2 separate regions of the Homo sapiens genome follow, and region 2 is linked to region 1. A link is a loop called in an ENCODE intact Hi-C map of the cell type or tissue named here. Cell type or tissue: mammary epithelial cell. All regions are shown on one strand.

Region 1 (8,000 bases):
CAGAAGTTGCAGTGAGCCAGGATCATGCCATTGCACTCCAGCATGGGCAATAAGAGCAAAACTCCGTCTCAAAAAAAAAAAAAATCTATGTTTTAAAGTAAAAAAACAACAACAAAAAAATGGCCAAAGACATAAACACCCACAAAACATAAACAATGAAAGGTTCAACATCATCAGTAATTAAGGAAATTTAAATTAAACCCCCAATGGGATACCATTTCTCACCCGATTGTCTAAAAGAAAAAAAATTCAGGTAATTACGAATGTAGAAGTGTCTTACATGTTGCTGAAAAAGGGAACAAAATGAACACTTACATCCCGCTTGTGAGGCTATAAACTGGTACAGCCACTTTATAAAACAATCCGGTGTTTTCCAGCAAAACTGAAGGTTTTTAAAACCATGAACACAAAGAGACATGAGTTAGAAGGGTCACTTAAAAACAGATTTTAATGGAAAAAAGTAAAAATTAAATTTAAAAGCAAAAAAATAAAAAAAAAGACTGAAAACATCCTAAATATCCATCCGCAGGATAATGGATAAAGAATGGTAAAGTCACACAATGAAATTATGCGCGGCAATAAAAAGTGAACAAACTACAACACATCAGCATGAAGGAATCTCACAGAATGTGCAAAAGCAAAGCCATAGGATTCACATAGTAGAATATCATTTATACAGAGTTCCAAAGTAGACTAAACAACACAGTGTTTGGAATGCATAGACATGTGGTAAAACCATATAGAGAATCAAGGAGAGTGGAAAGAAAAAGATATAATCAGGGAGAATACACAGGTTGGCTTCAAAAAATGTTGGTTATGTATATTTCTTAAGCAATACATAGGCACGGGGCTATTTATTTTATTTGTATTCTCTGAATCTGTAGATGTGTCAAAAGTACTATTTTGCACATATGAAATAATTTCTCATTTAAGAAGTAAATAAATACATGGTTGTGGTACAAAACATTAAAAATTCAGAAAACTATATGAATAAAATAAAAATTATCCATAATTATATTACCCTGAAATAACTATAGTATTTGAAGGAGGTAAATATACTTAAATGATGTGCCTTTCTTCTATTCTTTATTTTTATTTAATCTGTTTTAAAGCTTTACTGAGGTATAATTTACCTACAGTAAATTTCACATATTTAAAATGTATAATTAAATGAGTGACATACATACATATAAATACATACACACACATTGGTAGAAGCATCATCTCATCAAGAAAATGAATATATCCATCATCCCCTAAAGTTTCCTCATACTCCTTTTGGATCCATCCCTCCTTACTTTCTCTTTCCCCTACCCCCAAGTAACCACTGATGTGTTTTTCCATCACATTAGTTTGCATTTTCTAGAATTTTATTGGGTATATGTTTGGGCATAGCTTATGCATATGTTTTACTTTCGCAGACAATGCCAAAAAGTTTTCCAAAATGACTACACCAATTTACACTTCCACCAGCAGATTATGAGACTTCCAGTTGCTCCACATCCTCATCAACACTTGGTTGCCAGCCTTTTCCATTTTAACTATTCTTTTCATATTCCTAAGGAAAATACTCATAAAATGATTTGTCTGAACTCTTGAGCAACAAAAAAAAATCAAACTTTCAACGAAGACTGAAGTGAAACTCATTATACAGAAATTTTAATCTAAGAGCTTTTTCCCCTGAATGCATAATAATAATTGAAGCAAAGGCCCTAAATGATGTATGCCTCACAGATTCTGCTTTAGTCCCAACACCTGATTTCTACATAAGATTTTTAGAAGAACCATTGGGACATACGTAAAAGAACCGCATAACTTAAAAGCAAGTTGAGAACATCAACATATTGGAACTCAGGTAAAATAGAGTCCAACACAGTTTATATGTGTGACTTAAACACTATAACACCTGAACTCAATACACCAAACAAAACACCACTAAAATTGTGTTCATAATTTGGATGGGGCGGGGCATAACTACTTTACCACGAATAGTTCTTTTCAACATGCTCAGCTTCTTGCTCTCAGCTTCTGCTACTTAACCATGAGAGAGGAACAATGTTATGAAATGATGCACTTCGTTTTTAAAATTTGTAATTATTATGGATAACACAAAGGTAGTCTATCATCCTTATTTCTCTTTTTTCTTTTCTTTTCTTTTTTTAATCATCTCCCTAATCAATGGATCGCCTCTCCTTCTAACCTTTGTTTCTCAAAATACGGATTCTAAACTCACATTTACTTGTGAGTGCAGAATCACTATTCTCTCCTCAGATTCATTCAAACTTGGCTTCTACCCTTACACTGTACTTAAATTATGTCTGCTGAGGTTAAAGCCCCCATCCTAACTTCCAAAGACAATAGGCACGTAATCAGTTCTTGACTCCCAGATAGACTTCTCTCCTTGTTAAAACTCTCCTCTCCTGGCTTCTATGAGACCACTGCCCCCTAGATTTCCTCCTTTCCTGATGCTCTTCCTCAGACTCCTTGGCTGTCTCTACCCATCGCTTAATGCTGGTGTTCCCCATCCTTGGTCTTGCCCTCTTCTTACACTATACTTACTTGAATGATTTCTTACACCCTTACAGGATTAACCACCACAAATCCACTGCTGCTTCCAACATTTGTAAGTCTGATCTTGACTTCAGAAAACCTGATACCAATATATCTATTGGTATATATCCACTAGACAGCTATGCCAGATGTCCCGCCAGAATCTCAAACTCATTTTCTCTCCACCTGAATTAATCTCTCAATATTAGTTTTATTCGTAAATGCACAATTATAATTCATATGAAGTCAATAAAATACAAGATATACTTAAATTTTTCATGAAGGGTTAAACAAAGAATAAATTTGTATTATGGCCTCTTCCTCAGTTATGAAGGTAACTCATATTCATTAGCAAAAATTACAAAATACAAAAGAGATGATAAAAAGCAAATATCCCAGCTCTCAAAGGCAAGCAACATTACTCCCTCCTTCCAGAAAAAGCAATTTTTAACCATGCTGAAGTTACACATCAAAATATGAAACTGGTAAATGGATTTTGTTGTTGTTGCTAATTCTCAATATTTTCCAGGCTATGTTCTACAATATTAATCAGGGAAAACAAATTTCTATTAACTGCCTACCTAAAGGGAGAACTAGAATAATATTTCAATTACAAAAGCAATCCTTTTATATGCTGTATTTTAAATGTTCTAAAGAAATCAATGGTTTTGGCTTGGCATCTATCTTGTCTATACCCAGATGTCTATCGGTGTGCACTATAGCCCACAGTTCATCCACAGTATCTTCCTCTAAAGAAAACCATAGCAAAGGAAAACCTGGAAGAAATAGAAGTCAAATCTAAAACCTAGCTGGGTAGATTGTGGTTTGCAAACACCACAGTAAAGGGACACTTTTAACACCCTTTCGCCACTTCACAAAGTTTCAGAAACATCACAGGTAAAAACCCTCTGCGAAGCTCTTCTCATCAGACCCCGCCAGGGAAAGGAAATTCGCTTCTCTTTCCCCAGAGCCCAGAAACCACCTGGACGCGCCGTCGGAAGCCCGAGCACGGAGCAGGGAGCCGGGCGCCCGGCGCGCGGCCGTCCCCGCCTGGGCTGGGGTCTCCACCGTCCCCGGTCACGGGTCCCCCTAGGCAGAGCCGCCCACCTGGCCAGCGGGGACCTAGCCTCGCCCCGTCGCCCACCCCTGGTGCCCTCCAGACCACCGCGCTTCCAGCTGTCGCGGGGCCTAAAGCTCTCTCAGGCCCCCGCGACACAGGCGTCGCTGAGGAGACGTGGGAACAGCCCCTGGGCCCCACCACGGCCCCATTTTAAAGAAAGTTAAAGACAAAAGAGACAGAACTGACACTCACCTCCAGCCCGCAAGGCGGGGCCGCCCTCACAGGCACCCCCCACAGCCCTGAGCGAGCTGCCAGGTGGGAGAAGCGCACCTGAGCCAAGCCACGCCGCGCCTTTCCCCGCCCGGGTCCCGCCGCCCTCCTCCGGGTCTCCACGTCCCACGCCCGCGCTGGGCCGGCGCCGCGCGGCCGCGGCCGGTTACCTGCTGGAGGCAGTGGGCGCTCTGCTGTCGCCGCCTGCGGGAACTGTGACTCCGGTCACCTCGCGCGGCCGCGCCTCGAGGTCCTGCCTTTCCCAGGGCCTCCCCTACCCTATCACTTACCCCCTCCCCTCCACTTCCCTCCCCGTACCCACTCCCACACCACCCACCAGGGCCGCCCCGCCCCTCGGGACGGGCGCTAAGGGGCGAGGCGAGGCAAGGCGGGGAGGGGCGAGGCAAGGCGGGGAGGGGCGAGGCAGGGCGGGGCAGGGCGGGGAGTGGAGTGGCGCAGAAGGGCTGGGCGCGGAGGGGCGGGGCCTCCCGCGTACCTGAGCCGCGCTGCGCCTGCGTCCTCCGCGACTCCGCGCTTGGCAGCCCCTTCCTGGGAAGGTGTAAAATGCCGCCAGGTGTGGGGTGTGTTTTGGGAGAAGAAGGGAGACAAGCGGTAGGAGGGGGAAGAGAGGGGAAGCTATTGGCCTGAGGAAACTTCTCTGACTTGGGGAGGCAGGGGCAGTCTTTCTGGCGATGTTTATGCACACTTTACTTAGAAGCGGAGTAGTCATGTTGTTACTTGACTTTTAGAGTTTTTATAAAAAGTCTATAAAGTCTTTGAGGATCAGCCCTGCTCTCTGCTTTTGTTGCTATCTGCTACTGCCTTGCCATCAATGGGTGTCTTGGAAAGAATATTAAATGTATCCACCACAGCACCTCACACCCCCGATTCTATGAGGGATCCCCTCTAACCCTGGTAAAGCGGGGGGCCTGGCCCTTTTCTCTGGGCTTCCTTGGTGGAAATCTCAACACTGCTTGGAAATGAGTTTCCTAGACTGTCTGATGAAGAATGGCTTAGCATTTTTTGTTTGTTTTGTTTTGACAGAGGTTCTGTCGCCCAGGCTGGAGTGTAGCGGTGCGCCCGTGGCTCAGTGCAGCCTCGACCTTCGGGGCTGAAGTGATCCTCCCACCTCAGCCCCTCCGCCAAGTAGCTGGGAATACAGGCGCGAGCCAGCATGCCAGGCTAATTTTTTAATTTTTTGTAGAGATGAAGTCTTATTATATGGCCCAGGCTAGTCTTGAACTCCTGGACTCACGTGATCCTCCCACCTCTGCCTCCCAAAGTGCTCCACCTCCCAAAGTGCTGGGATTACAAGCATTGAGCCACGGTGCCAGCCTGGGTGGTGGGACTGTAAAATTGAAAGAAAGGTTCATACTTTTCCTTCTGGAGAGCAGTCTTTCCCAGAGTGAGTTCTGTCCATCTCAAGGTCCTAGAGATGCTGCAGTGGGAGTAGGGGTAGATCACCAGATCACATTAATGTGGGGGAGAGAGACACAAAATATTTGTTTTCCTTGAGATTCACAATGCATACTAGCATTTTACAGGCATAAGAACCATGTTTTACTTTCTTTGATCCTGCATCTCCCAAATGTGTTTGACCATAGAACTCTTTTCTTGAGAAAGGCCTGTTTCCAATCTTGGGCATTAGTGTTTCAACAAACACTTTGAAAACCACTGCTTTCAACTCCTAGTACGTTCACATTTAATAATGTATCACAAATGTTTGCAAAGTTGTGCACTGTTCACACAAAACTTTCATGAGTCATCTCATTTAATCCTGGAAATTGCAATGTAGCTGTTATTATCTTCATTTTGCAGTTGAAAATATTTAAAGGTCAGACAACCAGTTAGTGGTTGCCCAAACATACAGTCAAGATTTGAATCTGAACTTTGAACTCCAAGGCGTTTTAGACTAATATTCATTCTGTCTCTCTCTCATTTGTTCCTTTTTTTTTTTTTTTTTGGGCAGGCTCTCACTGTTGCCCAGACTGGATTGCAGTGGCACAATCATAGCTCACTGCTGTCTCAAACTCCTGGGCTCCAGCCATCCTCCCACCTCAGCCTCCCAAGTGTGCTGGGACTACAGGCACATACCACCACGCCTGGCTAAATTTTTAAATTTTTTTATAGAGACAGGGTCATGCTTTGCTGTCCAGGCTGGTCTGAAACTCCTGGCTTCAAGCAATCCTCATGCCTCAGCCTCCCAAAGTGCTGGAATTACAGGCATGAGCCACAGTGCCCAGCTTCCCTTGATACCTAAGGAGAGCACATCCTTGGTTAGAAATCACTAGATTCATGTGTTAGTTGAATCTTCTCAAGGGCAAGACCATAACTTTTACTTCCTTGCAGCACCTGACTTAGTGCAGGGCACAAAAGTGTCATTGAAATGTGCTGAATGAATGAAGGAGGAATGAATGCTCAATAACTACTAATTGAAGTGAGCTGATGCTTGGTTCCTTAAATGAACAACTTTAACAAACTCTTCACTGATGCAGAAGTACCAAGAGCAGGAGCTCCCCTAATTGTTCCTAGTTTTCTTCCCTAGTCCATCTTAAAACATTTTCCTAGAAGAATCCTCTCTATTGACAGATACAGTTCTTGTAAAATCATGAAGCCAATTCCTTTGTTTTCCTTGAAATGGGCCTCCTTCCTGTTCTATCTGAGGCAAGGCTACTTGAATGGAGGATATTGTACACCTTTCTTTGTGCTCTTATTTCTAATCTCTTCCCACAAAAGGATCGTCCTCAAAATACTATGAACGGGTTTTTGTTTATTTTTTAATTTAGCAATTTTATATTATTTGAGGCCGATCTAAGGAGAAAAATAGACTGGTCAATATGGATAACGTGGCTGCTTAGATATTACTGTGTGTATCAATTCTTTCATTTGATAGAGACAAATCGCATAATTCCTACTCTAAACCCCTATTCATTCTTTATTTAATGCAGTTTAGAAGTGCTTTGTGACTCAGCCCAAGCCTACCTCTCCAGCCTTATCTCCCAGTATTTCCATCACACCTTTTTGACCTACTGAAGGAATTGCAGTTCCATAAACTGTCGAATTTGCACACACCATTCCCTCTACCCTTCTCTTACAGGTATCAACTAGCAAACTCATGTTCATCCAACCAAGATACCACCTCTTCTAGACAATGAAACCCCACAACACCCATTCCTGACTCAATTAGGTGCCATTTCCCAGCATAACCACCACAATCCATCTGTATCTCTATCATGGTGCCTACATCATAGCTGTGATTACTGGCTTCTTTTCCCACTTCCCTCTAGATGCATTCCAAGTGAGTTACCAATGGGCAGGAATGATGACTTCCACCTCTATTTCCTGAGCACACAGCATAGCACTTGATATAGAAGGCACTCAACAGTTTGTTGAATAAATGAAAACAGCTTTCAAAGAGTATAAATTCCTAGAGTGCTTGTGAAATAATTTTACAAATAAATGGTCATGAATACATTGGGGGTACCAGACAGATTTTTGCTTCTCTCAAAATTATTTCCTTCCCATTTTCTGCCTTAGAACATAACAGCAGAAGCCTATACATATTCATTCATTTCATGTATTTGTTCAAAAAATATTTCTGAGTGCCTGCCATGTAACAGGTGCAGTACTAGGCACTTGCTTCAGAGAGGAAGTGACATTTCAAAAGTGTCATGGATGCTCACCAAACCTCAATTCCTCTCCCTGGGCATGAAGCTAAACTGCTTTGCCTAGCCACTCCCCTTGCATCTAGGTAAGGTCATGTGGCCAGTTCTGACCAATGGAATTTGAGCAGAAATAGAGTTTCACTTCTGCATCTAGGCAACTAAGAACAGGTGAGCCTTCACCCCACTGTCTCCCTCTTTCCATTCCATGACAACCTTGGACTAAACCATGCTAACCATTGCTAAAGCTCACAATACGACAAGATGGGAGAAATGTCTGGGTCCTTGATTGGCTTCATAGAACAAAGCTCTCTCCACTGCCCACTAACTTTGATTGGATGGTGATGTGAGTGAAAAATATATTTTATTGTGTTAAACCACTAATATTTGGGGTTTTTTTCTAACACCTGGATTTACTTACTCTGATAGGCACTGTCATGAATGATGACATATAGATT
Region 2 (8,000 bases), 190 kb before region 1:
CGCGCACGGTGCGCGCACCAACTGGCCTGCGCCCACTGTCTGGCACTCCCTAGTGAGATGAACCCGGTACCTCAGATGGAAATGCAGAAATCACCCGTCTTCTGTGTCGCTCACGCTGGGAGCTGTAGACCGGAGCTGTTCCTATTCGGCCATCTTGGCTCCTCCCCTCAATGTCATTCTTAATTCCTCTCTCTCATACCCTGCATCGAATCCATCAGAAATCCTATTGACTCTAGCCTCATGATATATGTAGACTCCATCCACTTCTCACCTCTGTCACCACTATCACCCTGTACAAGCCACTGTCATCTCTCTTGTGCCTCCGAATTGGTCTCTGTGATTCTGCCCATAGCTCCCTTCAGTCTGTTCTCAAAAAAGCATCCAAAGTAACACTTTCAAAATGTTAAGTCACTTCATCCACTCTCCTCATCAAAACTCTCCATGGCTTCAACCTCTCTCTCAGTAAGAGTCAAAATCCTTGCAATGCCCTCCAAGGGCCACCGTGGTATGAATTCCAGTCCCTCTCTGACCTTATCTCCTATGACTTTCTGCAATGCTTACTCTGCTTCAGCTACACGAGCCTGAGGTTGTCTATCTCCACAATTAGATAATCTGTTACAGGAATAGCTGGGCTCCTTCCTCTCCAATCTCACACTTTTAATATATTGTTCTTGCCTGTCTAGACTAATTCAGCCCTCCAATACAATGATGAATAGAGGCAGTGGTAGATGACATAGCAAAAGCTTTTGGTGTGTTATTAGAAAATATGATTGGATATTTGCTATAGCTTCTTTCCCCCCTAGATACTCTTAATCAAGAAGTTACATTCTATTCATGCTTTAATAAATGTTTGTTTAAAAAATCATGAATGGCTGGGAGCAGTGGCTCATGCCTGCAATCCCAACACTTTGGGAGGCTGAGGCGGGCAGATCACCTAAGGTCAGGAGGTGGACACCAGCCTGGCCAACATGGTGAAACCTCATCTCTACTAAAAATACAAAAATTAGCTGGGTGTGGTGGTGGGCACCTGTAATCCCAGACAATGCAAATCAGGGCTGCAAATCTCACAGGGGCCTTCCAATGGCCATAACCTCTCAGACAGGTTTTTTTCTCTCTTTTTCTTTTCCTACTCACTTAACAAGACGACTTTGTTGTATTCCTTGGGGATATGTGTGAGTGTGTATGGATTTACCTCTGATTAATCTTTATCGTAAGGGTAGAGCCCTCAGGGGTTCTGGTGTATGGTGGGGCACACCATCTATATTCTCACTACCTGGGTAGACTCAGGGCCATAACTCTTCATTAGTCCACCAAATTCAAAGTCTAAGTTTGCAGGAATTTGTAAATCTCTTCAGGTCAAAAGGACTTTGGTACTGTGTGCCCTCTTTACCTCTCCAAGTATATTAGCCTGTTTGCATGCTGCTAATAAAGACATACCTGAGACTGGGTAATTTATAAAGGAAAGAGATTTAATTGACTCACAGTTCCACATGGCTGGGGGAGGCCTTACAATCATGGCTGAAAGCAAATGAGGAGCAAAGTCACATCTTACATGGTAGCAGGCAAGAGAGCTTATGCAGGGGAACTCCTTTTATAAAACCATCAGATCTTGTGAGACTTATTCACTATCACCAGAACAGCACGGGAAAGGCCTGCCCCCATGATTAAATTACCTCCTACCAGGTACCTCCCACAACACATGGGGATTATGGGAGCTACAATTCAAGGTGAGATTTAGTTGGGGACACAGCCAAACCATATCACCAAGGTTTTGTTTTCCCTTAGAGTTTGGCCTGGTTGTTTCTATTAGCTTTTCAGGTTATCAATTTAAAAAATAATTTATCTAAGTATTTTGTTAAATTATTCTCAGCAGCAAACTGAAGCCACAATTGGAAATGGAAGTCCCTTGGATACTGTGTTCTACGGATGATGTTCATCATATCATTACTCATCCAGTTGCCCTATGTGTAACTCTTGACTATACACACTTCCTCCTATTTCACAGCCAATCCTTCACAAACTCCCACTGGTTTCATTCATAATTTGCCACTGTTTTCTTCATACTTGTGGCCACTTTTCTAATCCAGACCCTCATCATCACATTTCAGCTTTTAAAATAGCCTCTTATCAACATATCACTTGGCCAAAAATCTTACATTTTCCAGTATATTCCCCATATGATCTTTCTAAAATACAAATATGATTATGTTAATAATCTTTTAATGGCATGATGAAATTCTTTAGCTTGACTCAAATGGAAAACTGGGTTCAGTTTACCTGCTTGGTCTTATCATCAATAAGTCATCCCTAGGAAATTTAGCTATAGTATACTACATGTGCCCTATATTTCAACACAACATCTTAATTCCTCTACATGGAATGTTCCCTTATAGTCTTATCTTGATCTTCATGTATTAAAGATTTAACACTGTCAATTTCAAATGTATTCTACTTTGGCACTTCAGTTGATTCCTTCTCATGTTCCTTATAGTTCATTTTTGTATATTTACATATCTTGTATTCTTTTAGAGCATTGACTCAATATGATATATTTGTACTATTTATATTTTATCACAGAAAGAACTTTGTTTATTGAATACTTTCAGCCTAAAATTCCTGCTCTGTGTGAATATGAACATTACTGCCTCTGCTTTCTCTCCCAGTGTGTTTCACATACTTGTTCAAATCTTTATTTATATTTTTTTCTCTCCACTTTAGCTTTAAGTTTTTCACTCCTGGCAATATATTTCAAGATTTTAAAATCCAAAATAAGACTCTGTCTTTAATGGAGAAATGTAGATTACCTCGGATATCTGCTCATTCCCTCATCTGCTTCAAGGCCGCTCACCCAGACCACAATACATGCTACACCACACAACGCAACACACACTTCACCTGGCACTTCCCATTCACCTATCTTGCTTTTTTTTTTTTTCCTGTGTAGCATTTATCTTACATACAGCCTATTTTGGTTTATTTGTTAATTATCAGTGTCTTCTGACAAGTGTGTAAGTTCCACAGGAAAAGAGACTGCTGTACCCTTAGTGATTGGAACAGTACCTGGCATATACGAGGTACTCAATAAATGCTGCTGAATAAATGAACATTTATGGTGATAACTGTAGACCAGCTCTACTTTTGGTTATTCTATTTTATGCTTTGTACATTTTCTGCTATGTCTTTTCTCTCTTTCATGTCTATTTTTATGGGTTATTCTGTTTCCTTTGCTTTAATACATATACACAAACTTAAATGTATACATATATGTGTGTGTGTGTGTGTGTGTGTGTGTGTGTAGAGATTGTTGCCCCGGCTGGTCTTGAACTCCTGCGCTCAAGTGATGCTCCCGCCTTGGCCTCCCAAAGTTCTGGAATTACAAGCATGAGCCACCACATCTAGCCTTCTTTTGCTTTTTAAGACTTGTATTGTACACACTTTTTTTTTTTTTTGAGACAGAGTTTTGCCTGTCACCCAGGCTGGAGTGCAGTGGCACGAACTTGGCTCACTGTAACCTCCACCTCCTGGGTTCAAGCGATTCTCCTGCCTCAGCCTCCCAAGTAGCTGGGATTACAGACGCCCGCCAGCATGCACATTTAAAAAAATTCCATGAATGATCACAATAAAGGATTCCAAAAAAATTCCTAACTCCATGTAAAGTTATACTCAGATAAAGAGATAGTATTTTGGATTGCCTTTTAGGGATGGCAAAACCTTGGCTTTTTAGTTTTAACTTTTTGTTATTCCTCTTGTCTTTTAAATTCTTGATTATTTTATCATGTGGTTCTGAGAGACTCTCACTGTGTTTTTATTTTTTGTGTCAATAATATTTATAATTATTTCCTCTGAATCACATGTAGTCAGGCTTTTTCTTATGCTCCCGTGAGCTTTTCAGTAGCAAAACTTTGCTGTTGTAATTGCTAAGGTTCAATATGCCATATTTTGTGGATAAATATGGCAAGAAATGCATGTTTCACATGTTAACAGCTTGGGAATTGAGACACGTCTTATAATTGATGTGTCTTACAATCATTGTCAGCCAGAGGGCACTGAAACCATAGTGGTCAATTGCCTACCCATGCATGTACTTTGTCTCAGTTATTTATAACTTTATAAATATTTATAAATCAGTTATTTATAACTTTTATAAAGTGTCATCACTTTAACTGAGCTTCCTAGATCATTGGTGCAATACATGTTGAGTTTTATTGCTGCTTAAAATGCTTTCAAACAAAGTTATTGTGTGTGCAGAGAAGAAAATAAAGCAATAGGACATATGTTTATCAGTAAAACCAGTGTCACGGAAGGAATCACCATAATTTGTTGTAGAAGAATTCTATGTTTTTCTTTTAGAAAATGAATACGAATATGAATAATGAGTTGAGTTGGTTCCAAATTCTTAGGTGAAACTAATTTTTTTGGAGGTTCTATATTAGAATATGCAACAGGCATTGTTGCAGCAGAAGAATCCAAGGCTGGCTTGATTTTTGTTTCTTTAAAATTGACTTACATTTCCCATTTCGAAGAGTGTTTCTGCTTTTAGTGTTGGTTTGTTTTGCTTTTAGTTAAAAAAATTAATGTCATTATTGATTTTGGTTTCCTCTGTTCTTTCTGTTTTTTGTATTTATCCATCCATCCATCCATCCACCCACCCATTTCTATCAGAGGGCTATACTATGCCAGAAACTGTAGATAAAAGAGAGAAACATACAGCCACAATTTTTGTTCATCACTAGAAATCCCTACAATTTTGCAGTTCCTGAATCTTTAGCATCTATATTTATTATTTTAGATTTTCTCCACTTATTTGTTCATTTTACATCTGGGTATGTTTCTATAGTTTATATTTATAATTTTTAATATTCTATAATTTTTATTGACAATTTAGTTTTCTTAGGTGTTATTTTTACTGTTTCCAACATTATCTTGCTAGGTCTATTTTGGTTTTTATTTCACAATATGTGCTGTTTATTCTCTATTTGGCCATTCCTCCAGATCCACTCTCAGACTTTCTCTTTCCTGTTTGGTGCAATGGAAGACTGATTTCTATGAATTGCAATCTTTGTGCTGTTTCCAGTTGACTCCTGATTGGGCTTGGCAAATGAAATGCAGCAGCAGGAGTTAAGAAAGGAGAAGGAGACAGAAGTTAAGGTAGTTTTCATCCTCTTTCTTCTTGCTTTGGTGGTGTGGTTTTGTGGTGGCTGTGAGCTTCCTAGATTACACCTCTTAAAGGGTGGTCCCTACTCCATTCCAGCTTTGACTGGGCTTTAGTAATGCCATCTATCTATCTTATCCCCCCTCTAAGCAAAGAGACTGTAACATCTTTCTTCCATTGCTAGTCTCTGGATATTTTACTATCACTGTTGCTCCCTTTAACTATGTCTGCCCTCTGCAAATAGTCCCCTTGTAAAGCTTCTTCAGGTAAAACACCTGAGAGGAATTACGTTTCCTGCATGGTCCAAAACTGATATAGTGTTTTTACCTACAGTGTCCCTAAGGCATAGAATATAGTGGTGGGATTCTGGGACTGAGTTGCTTACACACTTAATGAGTGAACAGATGACCACTTATGCCTGGCAAACCATAGCAAGCAAGGGCTTCACAATTACTCAAATTATCTCTGTGGCGAGTGTGGGATGCAGTGTCTGTGGAGGGCAAGACTTGAGGTGGTCCATTGGAGTAGCTGCAGTTGATTACAGTGACAACCATAATTTTTACAAAGATTGTGGGGTGGCATGACTTCTATGGATATATTGGAGAGCTTACAAAAGCAGAAAGAAAAGCTTGGGATGAATATTCAATTCAAGGCCAGAGTAGAGGCTCTGGTAGTCATACAGGGAAAAAAATGAACCTCACTTCATGACATATACAAAATTAGAGATTTTACTTTGATCTGTATATAAAATCTAAAACAACCAATTTCCAGAAAACAGGAGAATATCTTCATAGCTTTGGGATAGGCAAAGAATTCTTAAATAGAATACAAGAAGTAAAAAGTGCTAACCATAAAAGGAAAGATTGGTCAATTGAGCTTTCAAAAATTAATAATTTTTGTTCAAAAGATACCATGAAGAAGATAAATAAGACAAGCCACTAATTACAAGAAGATATTTCCAAGACATATTTCTAACAAAAAATCATATCCGTAATACATTAAAATCTTATAGAAATCAGTAAGAAAAGTAACTCAAATCAAAACTTCATTCAAAAAAGACTTGAAAAGAATTTACAAAAAAGGATATAAAAATGAACACATGAAAATATACTTAACATTATTACTCATGCAAACTAAATCTTCAGTGAAATACCATTAGGCTGGGCACAGTGGCTCATGCCTGTAATCCCAACATTTTGGGAGGCCTACATGGGCAGATCATTTGAGGTCAGGAGTTTGAGACCAGCCTGGCCAACAAGGTGAAACCCTGTCTCTACTAACAATACAAAAAAAAAAAAAAAAATTAGCTGGGCATGGTGGCGGGTATCTGTAATCCCAGCTACTCGGGAGGCTGAGGCAGGAGAATCGCTTGAACCCGGGAGGCGGAGGTTGCAGTGAGCTGAGATCATACCACTGCACCCCAGTCTGAGCAACAGAGCAAGACTCTGTCTCAAAAAAAAAAAAAAAAAAAAAAAAAAAAAAAAAAAGAAATGCAGCAAGAGGCAAGAGGGAGCTTTCTGGAATACTGGAAACGTTCAACATTGTGCTCCTAACAATATTCACAATTACTTTCATTTATTTCACAATCATATAAAGTCTGATCACCAGAATCTTAGGTTGACACAGCTGCTGTCTCAACACATGATTCAGACATACAAACCACATGGATTAATCTTGATACTGACATAAGTTAAACAAAAGCTTTATTGACAGAATAGAGAATAAATAAACTGAGTGGTGAAGATCTGGAGAAATAGCATCAGGATTTTGTGGTCTGTCCTTATTCTCAAACAAGGAAGGACCAATAGAGGAGATTGTATAACTGTAAAACTGCTTTTGCTGGTGAACATCAAGGACAAAATATTGAGGCCTGCAAAACCATGCTTTTTGAAGTTATATCAGAAACTTCGTCATTTAAAATCGTATCAGAGACTGAAGATCAGAAGAAACTGGAGATCAGAAGAAATTTTAAACTATACAATAAAAAATGCTGTGTGTTAAAAACAACAAACAAAAAAACACAGCCTCTGTCTTGTCTTGGTGACAGTGTTTTTCTAATTTCTGTTAGACCTAATAAGATATCTCCAAGTCTACCTCAATCTCAAAAGTTACCCAATAATCTATAATAGTTCATTGTTGAGGCAATATTGAGAGAAGGAAGGTAAATCAACAAAATCCTGAAGGCTCTCGGTTATACCCTTCTAACAAGTAAGAAGGTGTATTGGTCCCTTTTCATGCTGCTGATCAAGACATGCCCGAGACTGGGCAATTTACAAAAGAAAGACATTTAATTAGACTTACAGTTCCACATGGCTGGGGAAGATCTCACAATCATGGCAGAGGGTGGAAGGCACTTCTTACATGGTTGCAGCAAGAGAGAAATGAGGAGGAAGCAAAAGCGGAAACCCCTTATAAACCCATAAGATCTTGTGAGACTTATTCACTATCATGAGAATAGCACAGGAAAAACCAGCCCCCATGATTTGATTACCTCCCCCTGGGTCCCTCCCACATGTGGGAATTCTGGGAGATACAACTCAAGTTGAGATTTGGGTTGGGACACAGCCAAACCATATAAGAAGGTGACAGTGGATGAGAAGATATCAAAAGGAAAAGTAAAGGGAAAAATCAAGCCCTCATAAGTGAAGCCAGGTTTACCACTTTCCAAGGCACTTTACTGAGTTGAGAAAATGGGTCCAAGTCCTATCTAAATGAGGTGAAGCAGATGGGTCTCAAGAATAATTCACCTACACTATGTTAGAGCAAATAGAAGATCTGACCAGTGCTGCACCTTTAATGATGAACTTGATGGAAACAGGAAGAGTGGGAAGAACAGAAGAAGAAGGAA

The links. A loop is a pair of places that touch in the nucleus more often than their neighbours do. Peaks named below come from ENCODE experiments on the same cell type or tissue, not always from the same donor. Only the 100,000 strongest peaks of a DNase experiment are listed, where the experiment ranks them.
Region 2: it touches region 1 in a loop (7-fold over the local background); 3 of 110 quality-filtered maps call a loop at or near these places.

Annotation. Positions count from the first base shown.
Region 1 is chr14:91,832,321-91,840,320 of GRCh38, forward strand. All of the region lies in intron 1 of TC2N (tandem C2 domains, nuclear), which reads right to left. LOC124903362 (a long non-coding RNA gene) reads left to right here and starts at 7,774. Exons shown (of 2, transcript XR_007064307.1): 1 at 7,774-7,888. In mammary epithelial cell, no CTCF peak of the experiment used is centred here; a DNase peak (open chromatin) is centred at 4,341; H3K4me3 peaks cover 2,020 bases; H3K27ac peaks cover 1,086 bases.
Region 2 is chr14:91,646,067-91,654,066 of GRCh38, forward strand. The region is part of intron 15 of CATSPERB (catsper channel auxiliary subunit beta); the gene reads right to left. Among named protein-coding and RNA genes, the nearest start is that of CATSPERB, 82 kb to the right of the region's middle. RefSeq lists an enhancer at 1-481. In mammary epithelial cell, a CTCF peak has its summit at 4,038; a DNase peak (open chromatin) is centred at 6,805.